Linked DNA regions of Mus musculus: region 2 is linked to region 1. Evidence: chromatin loops called from intact Hi-C (ENCODE). Cell type or tissue: left cerebral cortex. All regions are shown on one strand. Each heading gives the region's core, and the rest is flanking DNA. Links, peaks and the distances in the headings are about the cores only. Region 1 has its middle 27 kb from the start of D930028M14Rik. Region 2 overlaps Cic (capicua transcriptional repressor).

Region 1 (5,361 bases), core at 214-5,213:
TTCTTGGACCCAGTTTCAAGCCTGCTGTGCAAACATGCTGTCAAACCCCCCCAGGCCCTCAGTGAGCAAGCAAGGCACCTGTCCGCGTATTCCACCTAAACCAGCCCACCCTCTTATCCAGGACACATGGGCACTCCCAACAATGACAATAACAATCGTAATTAAAGCCCTGTGCAGAAAGGACACTTTCACATAGGTGACTGTAACGTGCACACGACATGTCCAGTAACCGCACACGGGAGCTTTCCTCCAAGCACAAGAGTCTCATGTCCGCCGCTGACGCCAGACCTAAAACATGGCCTTGCACACCCATGGACACTTCCATACAGGAGCCAGAGAGGGTCTCCCGCATGGCACAAAAAAACCCTTAAGCTGGAAAGAGACCGGTCTGAATACATGCCAGACTCCTCTTGTATGTGGATCACCCACAATGGGGATATTAGGCACTTGACCCCCACTACAAACATATGTCACGATTCTGCACTTTCAGATTCTCTCTTCTCAGGCTCTAGAGCCGCTCCTACCTTCAGTTAGCCCATCCTGAAACACCTCTTCCTTACCATGAAGGCCTTGTATACACGCATGCTGCAGCCACGACCTGATTCTGAACACACTGAGCCCCCACCATGCAATGGCTCCTCACTCTCCCCCTACACGCTGTGGTCTGCTAGGATGGCAAGAGTCCATCTACAACTGTGAAGTTAAGTAGCTGATTGAAATTTCTCTAAATATAAGACTTACTGGTTCTAGTGTCCTAGACCCAACCGTGGAGGGAGAAAGTGGGGAGTGGTCAGCAAGCCATAGCCTTTCTTTTGGGATCTCTCACCTGAGATGCTAAAGCTCTAATGGCCCTCTTGGATAGATACCCTCACACCCCAGTCCTTCCCCATCCCTCCTGTGTTATTTTCTTCTCTGTCCACACCCTTCTCTCTCAATGGGGCTGAGACCACAGTCATAAGCCCTCACTTTGGGTCTTCCCCCATCACACAACCCAGGGAGGCTTCAGCAAGACTTTTCCAGAGGCCAGAAAGAAATAAGAGGTGGTCCCAAGACCCCAGGACAGACCAAAGCCCCCCACGGCTGGAAAGATCAGCATGGAGATCTGTGGGGTTTGGTCACAGAGGTTAGAGTCTGGTGGGAAGTTAGAGGGTCCTTGCCTTTGCCTGGGGGCCCTCTCCCTGACACCCTGTTCAATGCTGAGGCTGCAAAAGTGTTGGGTAAATGAAACTGAAGGAGGGGGAGGGAAGGGAATCAGGGAAATGAGTGAGAGGGGAAGAGAGTGAAATAAAGGGGAGAGAGAAGCTGGTAGATAGAATGGAAAGAGAAAGGAAGACAACCTGGGGGGGGGGGGATCTGTCAGTGAGAAGAGGAAGAGAAAAAACTGGAGGAAAAAAAGAGAAGACATAAAGAGAGAAAAGAGCGTGAAATGACAACAGGGGAAGAAAGGAGAAGAGAACAAGAGACTGCCAACGGGATTCCCCAAGTTACAGACTTGGCCCAGAGAGCTGAGGGGTGCGCTGCGGCTCCTTAACATCACTCTGGGGCCCCTGGGCTCCGCTTTCCACATCTCTTCACGCCTGAGAAACACCACCGCCTCTCTTCTCCGCGTCCCATCCCTGGCTGCTTCCACTTCCCGTTCCCTACCCTTCCTGCCGGCCGGCCAAGGCACCCCGTTCCTTTCTCTCACGCCCCCATTCCCACCCCCAAGCCTTTTCTTGTTCCCAGTCCCCTTACCTCTCCCCCCCATGCACCCTGCTTGCTTCGGAGCTTCAGACAGCATCACCAACCATCGCCACACTAAACCGGCCCCCACACCCCCAGGAAGGAGGGGGGAGAGGAAAGAAAAAAAAAAAAAGCAGGCGATACCGCCACCAGCCCTGAACCCTCTCTCCTCATTTTCTTCACGGTTACCCCTTCTTCAAATGCAAGGTTAAAATAGGATGTCCCACCCAGCCCTGGGAGCTTCTCCGAAGCGCCGCGACCAGCCAGGAGCGGATGCCACCTTGCCTCGCGTCTCCGAGCTCACTCCTTTTTGTGTTCGATGGCCCCAGATGCGATGTGTTTTTGTTTTCAACACCTTTTTATTGGTGTGGTTTCCCCCCCCCCTTTTCCCCTTTTCTTTATTTTTTGGCCTGGGGGGCGGCGACGATGAAGCGCCCGCCGCCTGCCTCTTTCGCCAGCTCCGGGGCTGTCTCTGGCTCTTTCTCTAGTCTGCGCTCCCCGCCTCCCTCCTTTTTCTTCTCTGTCTCGGCTCTCGCTCTTCCGTCCTTTCAGCTCCATCCTCCGCCGGCTGCCTTCTCTCTCTCTCCTGCTTCCCCCTTCACACCTCTTCTTTCCCCATCCTTTTTGCCTCCTCTCCTTTTTTTTCCCCCCTCTTCAACCTCTCAATCCCCATATTTCCTATCCCAACCCCCCTCCGTCTCTCCTTTGGTTCCTTCACTGCCTCCAACAGCAAGCCGATCCCCCACACCACTCTCGCCCCCAAATAATAAAAATACCCAGCCAGGGGGCAAAGCCTGGGTGCGAGCGCCGGGAGGGAAGCGAGAGGGCCGGGGCCGCAGCAGCGCGGGCAGCCGGAGAGCGGTGCAGAGCGAGCGGCGCCCGCCCGGCTCCCGCCCGGAGAGCTCTCTGCAATAGGCCGAGCCGGCTGCATTAAGCTTCTTGCAATCAATAAAGCGCGGGTCAGATTATGCAAAGCGCAGATATTAATATGCAAAGTTTTAAAGATTTTTAAATGGAAGGGCGAGCGCGGCGCGGGCGGGCAGGCAGGGGCTGCGAGGGGAGAGGGAGGAAGGGAGGGCGGGCGGGCGGGCGCGCAGGCGAGCTGGGGAGAGGAGGAGGCTGCCCGCCGCCCGCCCGGCTGCGCCGCGCCGCCTTGCCTTACCGCTGCTCCCATCGGTAGGCGCCGCTGTCTTCGCCATGCGCGTCAGCTGCACGGCTCCGAGGGGATGGCCGAGGAGGAGCCGCCGCCGCCAACGCTACCCCCGCTCCCGCTCCCGCTCCCGCGCCCGCTCGCTGCCTGCTGCTGGCGCTGCTCTGGCCGCTGCTCCTCGCCTGAGCTGCCGGCGCGAGCCCAGGCGCGCGCCATCCCCGGCTCCCACCTTGTCCCCATGGCAACCCCGGGCCCAAGGATGCTCAGAGAGAGAGCGCGAGCCGGAGAGCGAGGGGGGGAGAGAGGGAGAGGGAGAGGGCGGGGAGCGCAGGGGACACGGAGGCAGGGAGAGGCCGGAGACCCACAGAGACACAGAGACTCAGAGACAGAGAGACTCAGAGATATGCAGAGATACGCTGAGACAGAGACACGGACATGGTAGAGGAGAGAGAAGCAGAAGGGAACACTAACACAAGGGGAAGTCCTGACACACAGAGATACACAGAGACACACAGAGATATCAGGGATATGGAGAGATACAGAGACATAGGGAAAGGAAGAGAGGTTGTGAACAGAAAGAAACTTACTCAAAGACACAGAGAAGGAGACGCTCGGGCCCAGAGACATAGAGAGACAGAAACAGAGACGATGCTCAAAGACAGAGACACAGAGACACCGAAAAACAAATTAGATGCAGCGGAAAGAGAGGAAGGCGAAAAGAGAGAGTGGAGATTCAGCAGAGAGAGACTCAAAAGCGAGAAGAGGCCCTAAAGCCCGAGGTAAAGAGACACTCAGAGACAAAGAGAAAGAGAAAAAGAAGAGAGAGGGTAGTGCAGGAGGCAGAGAAATCCAGTAGCAGAGAGAGGTCCAGAGATGTACAGAAACAAACAGACCCAGGAATGGAGGAGTAGGGGAGCAAACGGGGCACAAAGATAGAAGCACTAAGAACCACAGAGACACCCAGAGACAAAGAGATAAGGAAAAGAGGTCCCTGCACAGGAGAGATGAGAGACAGGAAGTCAGAGCTGAAACGGAGCCCCACAGAGACAGAAAAGACAGACTGAGCAGGAGGGAGAGACCCGAAAAGAGATAAAGACTGAGAGATGCGGGAGAGAGGCCAACGAGAGAGGGGAGGTAGAGGCAGAGGACTCCAGAGATGGGAAGTCGCACAGACCAGAGATTAGACCTGGAGAATGAGAGATGGGGAGCCAAGGAAGGCAAGACGAACGAGCAACACCAGAGGGACCCCAACAGAGACCAGAAGATCCAGAGACACAGAAAATGGCACAGAGTGTAAAAAAGTGAAAGCCAGACAAGGGCAAGTTAAGATTGGGGGGGTCGGGGGGCGTCGGGCAGAGAAGCCAAGAACTATGCACGAGATGAAAACACACACAGAGAGCCATGGAGGGGAAGACACTGAAAGTAAGGTCACTGCGAGAGACAGCGGCAAAAACAGGTCTAAAGACTGACGGCGGACACTGAGAAACACCGACCTGGGCACTCCAGAAAGGAGAAGCCTAATGAGACAGCACGGAATGCCAGGTGGAGGCCCACACTGGAAGGGGCTCTCTGATGAACAGTGATGTGTAATGAGAGATGAGGCAGAGACGGCGAGAGACGCAAAGTCCAAAGCATAGACCTAGACGATGGGGGGAGGGGGGAGATGTAACAGAGGCAGAGCCCAGAGAAAACTCGAAGGGAAAGGACGGGCTGGGATGACAGCAGAACCTAGGGGTGTGACAAGCAGTGGGGGACACTGGAAGGGGGAGAGCACAGGGTGTGGGGAGATGGAGAGGAGAGAACCCCTCTCCTGGGGAACAGTATGCGACTAGGAGAGGACTGAGAACTGGGTAGAGCCAGGGACCAGGGGAAGGTCCTCACAGGGTCAGCAGAGGGCTCGAGGCTTCCACCCCCTGCTGGCTGGGGCGTGGAGGTGCAGAAAGAAAGAGAGGAAGTCTTTGGTTCTCAGAAATGGGAAGAGATGCTACCGAAGGGAGGAAGAGGAGGCCCGGACCCGCACGTGCTGCGCGATCTCGGCTCCTAGCCGCAGCCATCACCCTCCGCTTTGTTACTGAGAAGGTTTTCCTGCCCCCCCCCCCCGTATATTGGGTGTGCACACTGGATCCTTGAGATACGAGAAAAATACCACACCATTACCCCCATACTGCCCACTTGTACAGAGAAGCCTCCCGAGACCTACACTGCAAGCGCAGATCCTAAAACAGAAACAAATACAGAAAACACCTACCCCGCAGGCAAGCAGAGTAAGGTACCTGAGACCGCTAGAGCGTGTGCAAAAAGCGAACGCGGAACTACTCGCTACTCCCCGTACCAAGCGGCCCCGTGGGACTCACACAGTGTGCGAGAAACAAACGGACGCAAGAACTATCTACTTGCGTATAAAGTAGGCACCGCGTCTTGCGTCTTAGGCAGTATGTGCCCAACAACCTCGCAATCACTTATGAGAGCCTGCAGAGGGGATTCTGTGG
Region 2 (5,361 bases), core at 119-5,118, 99 kb after region 1:
CCCTTTGACTCTTCCCGCCTGTTCCCCAGGAAAGGAACACCCCTCCAGTACCAACCTGGAGTCCCCACCCAGGAGGCCAGATGTCTCAGTCCCATTGCTGGCATGACCTTCTTGTCTGCTCCTAGTTTCCTGCATGGCTTTGCCGTGTTGCTCTGACCTCCAGCTGTCTGTTTCAGGACTGCCTAGGTGTAATTAATACCTTCATGGTTTTGTCCTTACCTGGGCTTCAGCCCTTGCCTAGCTTTCAGCCCAGCTTCTTCTGTCTTGGCTCCCAATCGAGGGAGGGGGTTCTGTGTCTGCTGTGGCCTCCCCTAGTCCTCCCTTTTCATTTAACTTTGCCCTTGTTATTTTTGCTGTTGTTGCTTCTGAGGCAAGGTTTCATATAGCTCTTGCTGGCCCTTGAAGTCTTTTATGGTTGTTGGTTTTTGTTTTGTTTTTTTGTTTGTTTGTTTTTGAGACAGGAGTTCTTTGTATATCTCTGTCTGTTCCTGAACTCTCTATGTAGACCAGGCTGGACGTAAACTATAGATTCCCCTGCCTCTGCCTCTTGAGGGCCTCCAAGCCTGTCCACTTTACACGGTACTGGGATTGAACCCAGGGCTTTCCCCATACTTTTCCTCATTTATAGGCCAGACTGATCTTGATCTTAGTGTAGTCCTCCTGTCTCAGCCTCTCAAGTGCTGGAGTCAGATCTGTGTGCTTCCTTCCACGTTCAGTTCTCTCACATTATTTAGATACTCTTGCTGCCTCTGTCCCAGCCTCATACCCCTATTCTGTGCATGTCAGTCTCTCTCTCTCTCCCTTAATGTTCACAGATTTGAGAGAGTGTGAGAGAATGTGCATGTGTGTGTGCCACAATGAAATTGTGCAAATCTGAGGACAACTTGTTGGAGTCAGTTCAGTCCTTTTATCTTTATCATGTGGCCTGTGGGAATCAAACTCAGGTAGCAAGGCTTAGCAGCAAGCTACTTTACCCTCTGAGCAGGTCCAGAATCTTTAATCTTTTTCAACTGGAGGGCAGTGGCCAAACACTAAGCCTCCTTCCCCTTTCCTTCTTTTTAAAATTATTAGTGTGTGAGGGAAGCAGAAGACAGTTTTGTGGAGTCTGTTTTCTCCTTGCACATTTAGGTAGGTTCAAGAAATTTAATTTTGGTCGTTTGTACAACAAATGCCTTTACCTGCTGAGCCACCCCCCACCCACCCACTTTCCCATATCTTAGAGTATAGGGAGGTTGTCCAGGCCTGGGGGCTCCTTCTTGGTCTTTTACAAATGAACTGTTTGTTATTGCCCCTGTAACCTGCTTAGACATGTCCGCGGGTCTAGCTTGTACATCCACCCACCATACACCTGTTCCCCACTGGCAGGAAGACGGGGGCTATATGGGCAAAGCTAGGAGATCCGGCTAGAGTGGGTGGCAGGAAAGCAGGTCTCATGTCATCCACCTACCTGCTAGAGGGCATGACCCAAATACCCCATCCCAGTCTTCCAGGGGACACATTTGGTGTTCAAAAGACCAGGTATCACTATGCCATGATCAGTGGGGGGAAAATGAGTCCTAGAGAGGGACTGAAGGGGTTGAACCTGTGTCACCCTGACTCCCTGTGGAACTCACATTCTTCCCACTAGGATACCCACTTTCTCTCCAACAACGAACTGGTATCAATTCCAGTTCATTTTTCTGCTGGCTGCAGGGCTGAGCAGTCCCAAGGCAAGTGAGTGGGAAAGGCAAATACAGGATGTGACAGGGGAGAGCTAAGAGTATTCCTATCAGAGGAAGCCAGAGGTCAGGACAACTCTGGTTCTTGTAGACTTACTTGAAAGTTCAGGTAGGGGTGTCATAGAGCTGAAGTATGTGGAATAAACAGAGTTCAAGGTCGTGAAAGAAAGGATGAACATGCATGACCTCTTCGTAGTTAGCCAGAGCTCCAGACTTAGAGGTTGGTTGCAATGGGGGCTGAAAAGCTGGGGCAAGTGTAAAACTTAGAAACAGTTTAGAGCTGGTAAAGTGAAGGTTGGCTCTTAAGGATCAGATCTCAGTAGATTATCTGAGACGGGAAGAATCACAGAAGAGCGTTACATGAGGGAGATGATAAGGAACTTTCCTGAGCCTGTAGGAGTCTTGGTAAGAGACCCCAAACTCTCCAAGCTTAATAGTTTCTAGCACCTGATTACTGAGAGGGATCAGGCTGCCTCCTCGTGGCAGCTGGCGGTGGGGCAGCAGACGCACGCATGCGCGGGGGGCGGGGGGGGGGGGGAAGGCGTGCATCCCGAAGACCCTGGCGCCTGGGCATTAATGGCTCCATTAGTGGCCGGGAGGGAGGCGCATTAGCGGCGGCGACGGCGTCTGGCTCCCATTACCACCGGCGGCAGCGGCTGCACCGCAGGCGGCTGGACCCTAGCCCGGCGCACCGCCTCCTCCGCCCGCACTTCGTCCCTGGTTCCCGCTCCGCACGAGGGCGCGGGTAGGAAACCCCAGTCTCTATTTCGGCTGAAAAACTGGAGTCTTGACAGGCTTGGGTTCAGATGGCGGTTGCGGCATCTCCTGAAAGCAAGATGTTCCCCCGCCTCCAAGCCCGTTGCTCGCAAAAAAGACAGGAAAACGGTGCACCTGGGGCTTTGTGGACACAGACAGACCGCGCCCAAACTCGTCTGCACCTATGGGTGCGGATTCCCGCGCACCCTTGGGGGTAGATTACCACCTCCACCACGCTAGCAGCGGGACTCGGTCCTTTCTATTGGTTACTGTCGCACCTTCCGACCGCCGATTGGCAGAGGCTCCCTTCCTCACCCCACCCCCGCCCTCAGTGTAGTTAACCCTTATGTGGCTAGGTCCTCCGGGCTGGGTGCCCCCCCCCCCCCGCGCCCCATCCCAGACAGACTGGGTGCCAGCTGGCCCGCGCCCCGTCGCGGCCCGCGTGGGTGTCAGGCCGGCCGGGCACTCGCCCGCCTTCCAAGCACAAAGCGGCTTTGTAGGGCCTGTCGGGGACTGGCTGGGAGCCAGGCGGCTAGTGGAAAATCTCGTGAGCGCTCTGAGAGTAGGAGAACGTAGGGCGGCGCCCCCTCCTCCGCCGGGCGGTGGCGCCTTCCACTGTTCGCGCCGAGTAGCCCTCCCAGCCCCGGAGCCTGCACACAACCACTCCCTGCTCTCGCACCTTTCCACCCCCAAGCCCGCATCCCACTCTCCACCTGCAACCTGCTTTTCTCCCAATCCCTAGAGACACCCCCCAACTTCTCCCCTCTCTCGTTTCCCCTTTTTCTCCCTGCCTACCCTAGCTTGGCGCACACTGACTCACCCTGGCGCTATTTTTAGTCCCCCCCCCCCCATCCCTGTGGAGCCTTGCCAGCCCAATCCTAGGCTTGTTCCCCAGGCAACTCTGGCCGTCGCCGACGCCTCCCGGGATGGGTGGGTGGGTAGGTGGGTGTGTATGTTGAGAGCGGGTGAGGGAAGCTGGGGACACCGGGGTGGTGAGCCGAGCCCGGACCGGGGCGGGGAGCAGCCAAGGGCGGCTGGCGAGGGCGCGGTGCCTCGCGGGCTCAATAATTGGGGCCATGAGTTCCGAGTGAGTCGGCCTGTCCCTGGGTCTGTCAGCATCCCTGGCAGCTTGCCCCAGGCGTCAGGGCAGGTCTTGGCCTGCACCACCCCAGGTGGCTGTTGATGTGTTTGGGTTCTGTCCCCAGGTCAGGATGGTGTGTTTTGTTGGGAGCTACTTAGTTTTGGGCTAAAGCTTTTGTAGAGTTGATGAGAGGTGGTGCAGAGGGTGGCTCCCACTATAGCCCTGCCCAGTACCTGTGGTGGCAAGTGAAGGATGGCTGTGTACCTCCTCTCACATAGGGCTGGGGCCCCGGTTTAGGGAAACCCTCAGCCCTTTCCAACTTGGGAGGCCCCAGTTAGGGTTGGGTATGACTGGAGAGGGGGAGCTGTTTGGGGGATAGGATCTGCTCTTTCCCTTTCACTCGTAATCCACCCCCACCCAGGGTTCTTCCACCCTGAACAATAGAAGCTAAGTATAGGGCTGGCCCAGTGCCCAGGGCAGGGGGGCCCTTCCCGCCCGGATTCCAGCCCCTCCCTGCCAGGCAGGGCCCCCACTTGGTTGTACCCTGCCCCGAAAAGGGCCTCTTCCTATCCTTTTTCCATGGGTACTGTGTGTTCCACCAGATGTGCAATCTTCCCAGATGTGAGGCCCTCTTTTCCTGCTGTGCTGTGCTGTGCTTGGCTTTTTCTCACCCAACAGAAGCAGGGAAGTCTGCCTTCTCCGAGCTCTGTCCCTGGGCTACAATGCAGTGGGGAAGGGGTTAACTTGCCAGTAGGTGACTCACTAAGACTCACAGTTGGGGAGAGGAGGGGCAGCAGTGGGGAGATAGTGGGCCACATTGATTTCAGCCTCACATTGCAGTCCCTAGGGCAGTGAGGTAATGGAGGGTCTGAGTCAGGGGCTGCATAAAGGGGAGGGGGCAGTCACCTAATAGTCCCTTTGGTAGCCCCTCTGGGCTGTCAGCCAAGTGACTGGCCCTCTGGAGGTCAGAGGGTTACAGACCTGCCTGTCCCCTTGGGATCAAGTGACTCAGTTTCTTGCCATCTCCTGCCTTCAGCTTTGTCAGTGAACAGGGCAAGTTGAAAAGGAGGATTGCCTGCTCTTGATCGACCTACCCTTGTGTGACTGTTACCTGTCCAGTGAACCCAGGTCTCCTCTTCTACTCGGGGAGACCCCAGACCCTGGCCTGGGGGCTGCTTGCTTACTGTACTATATTGTCATTGTTTGATCTTGTTTCTGGGCCTTTTGGAATTCCCACTTGTGTCCACCTTGAGTGATGATGAACACTTGAACTTGTTCTTGAGTATGTAAAGCCCTGGCTGTGTGATCATGCATAATTTATTCAGCCTCTTTGAGCTTCATCTTCTCTCGTAAACACTAGGCATAAGGCTGATCTCTCTTCCTAGGTGGCTGTGAAACATCAGTGAACAAGATAACATATACAGGCTTCCACCACAGGGCTGTTCCAGTGGTAGCTCCCTTCCTTTCTCCTGGTCCTTTTTCTGGGGGCAACAGAGGGTGAGCAGTGGCGTTACTCACCTCCTTACACTGCTAAATAGAAGGCCCAGAGTGCCTGGTAGCTTTATAGTGTGATGATGGTGGAAGGCCATGGGGTTCTGGATACCTGATGGGTCTGGGTATTGAAGAAGGTGGTGCCCTGGAGTGTGGGATCGGTTTGATAGAGTCTGTGAGTGTGTTCTGGTGTGGGAGTACTGAGTGGGTACTTAGGAAGGCCATGTGAGAGTGAGTGTGTGTATAGTGGACAAACAATGCCTGCTGAGGCTGGTCTAATTCTTGTGGGCTGGCGGAAGTTTGATGAGTGTTGTG

What was found. Peaks named below come from ENCODE experiments on the same cell type or tissue, not always from the same donor. Only the 100,000 strongest peaks of a DNase experiment are listed, where the experiment ranks them.
Region 2: a loop joins it to region 1, with 7 times the contacts of the local background. A loop is called at or near these places in 4 of 42 quality-filtered maps.

Annotation. Positions count from the first base shown.
Region 1 is chr7:25,176,830-25,182,190 of GRCm38, forward strand. It overlaps a transcript of Pou2f2 not described here. Among named protein-coding and RNA genes, the nearest start is that of D930028M14Rik, 27 kb to the left of the region's middle. In left cerebral cortex, for the core only: CTCF peaks have their summits at 2,897 and 4,774 (motif pointing left); DNase peaks (open chromatin) are centred at 1,688, 2,318, 3,006, 3,660 and 1 more place; H3K4me3 peaks cover 3,443 bases; H3K27ac peaks cover 2,369 bases.
Region 2 is chr7:25,276,171-25,281,531 of GRCm38, forward strand. All of the region lies in intron 2 of Cic (capicua transcriptional repressor), which reads left to right. Among named protein-coding and RNA genes, the nearest start is that of Gm45974, 8.0 kb to the left of the region's middle. In left cerebral cortex, for the core only: CTCF peaks have their summits at 2,188 (motif pointing left), 2,394 and 3,067; DNase peaks (open chromatin) are centred at 1,434, 2,679, 3,076, 3,922 and 1 more place; H3K4me3 peaks cover 2,958 bases; H3K27ac peaks cover 4,116 bases.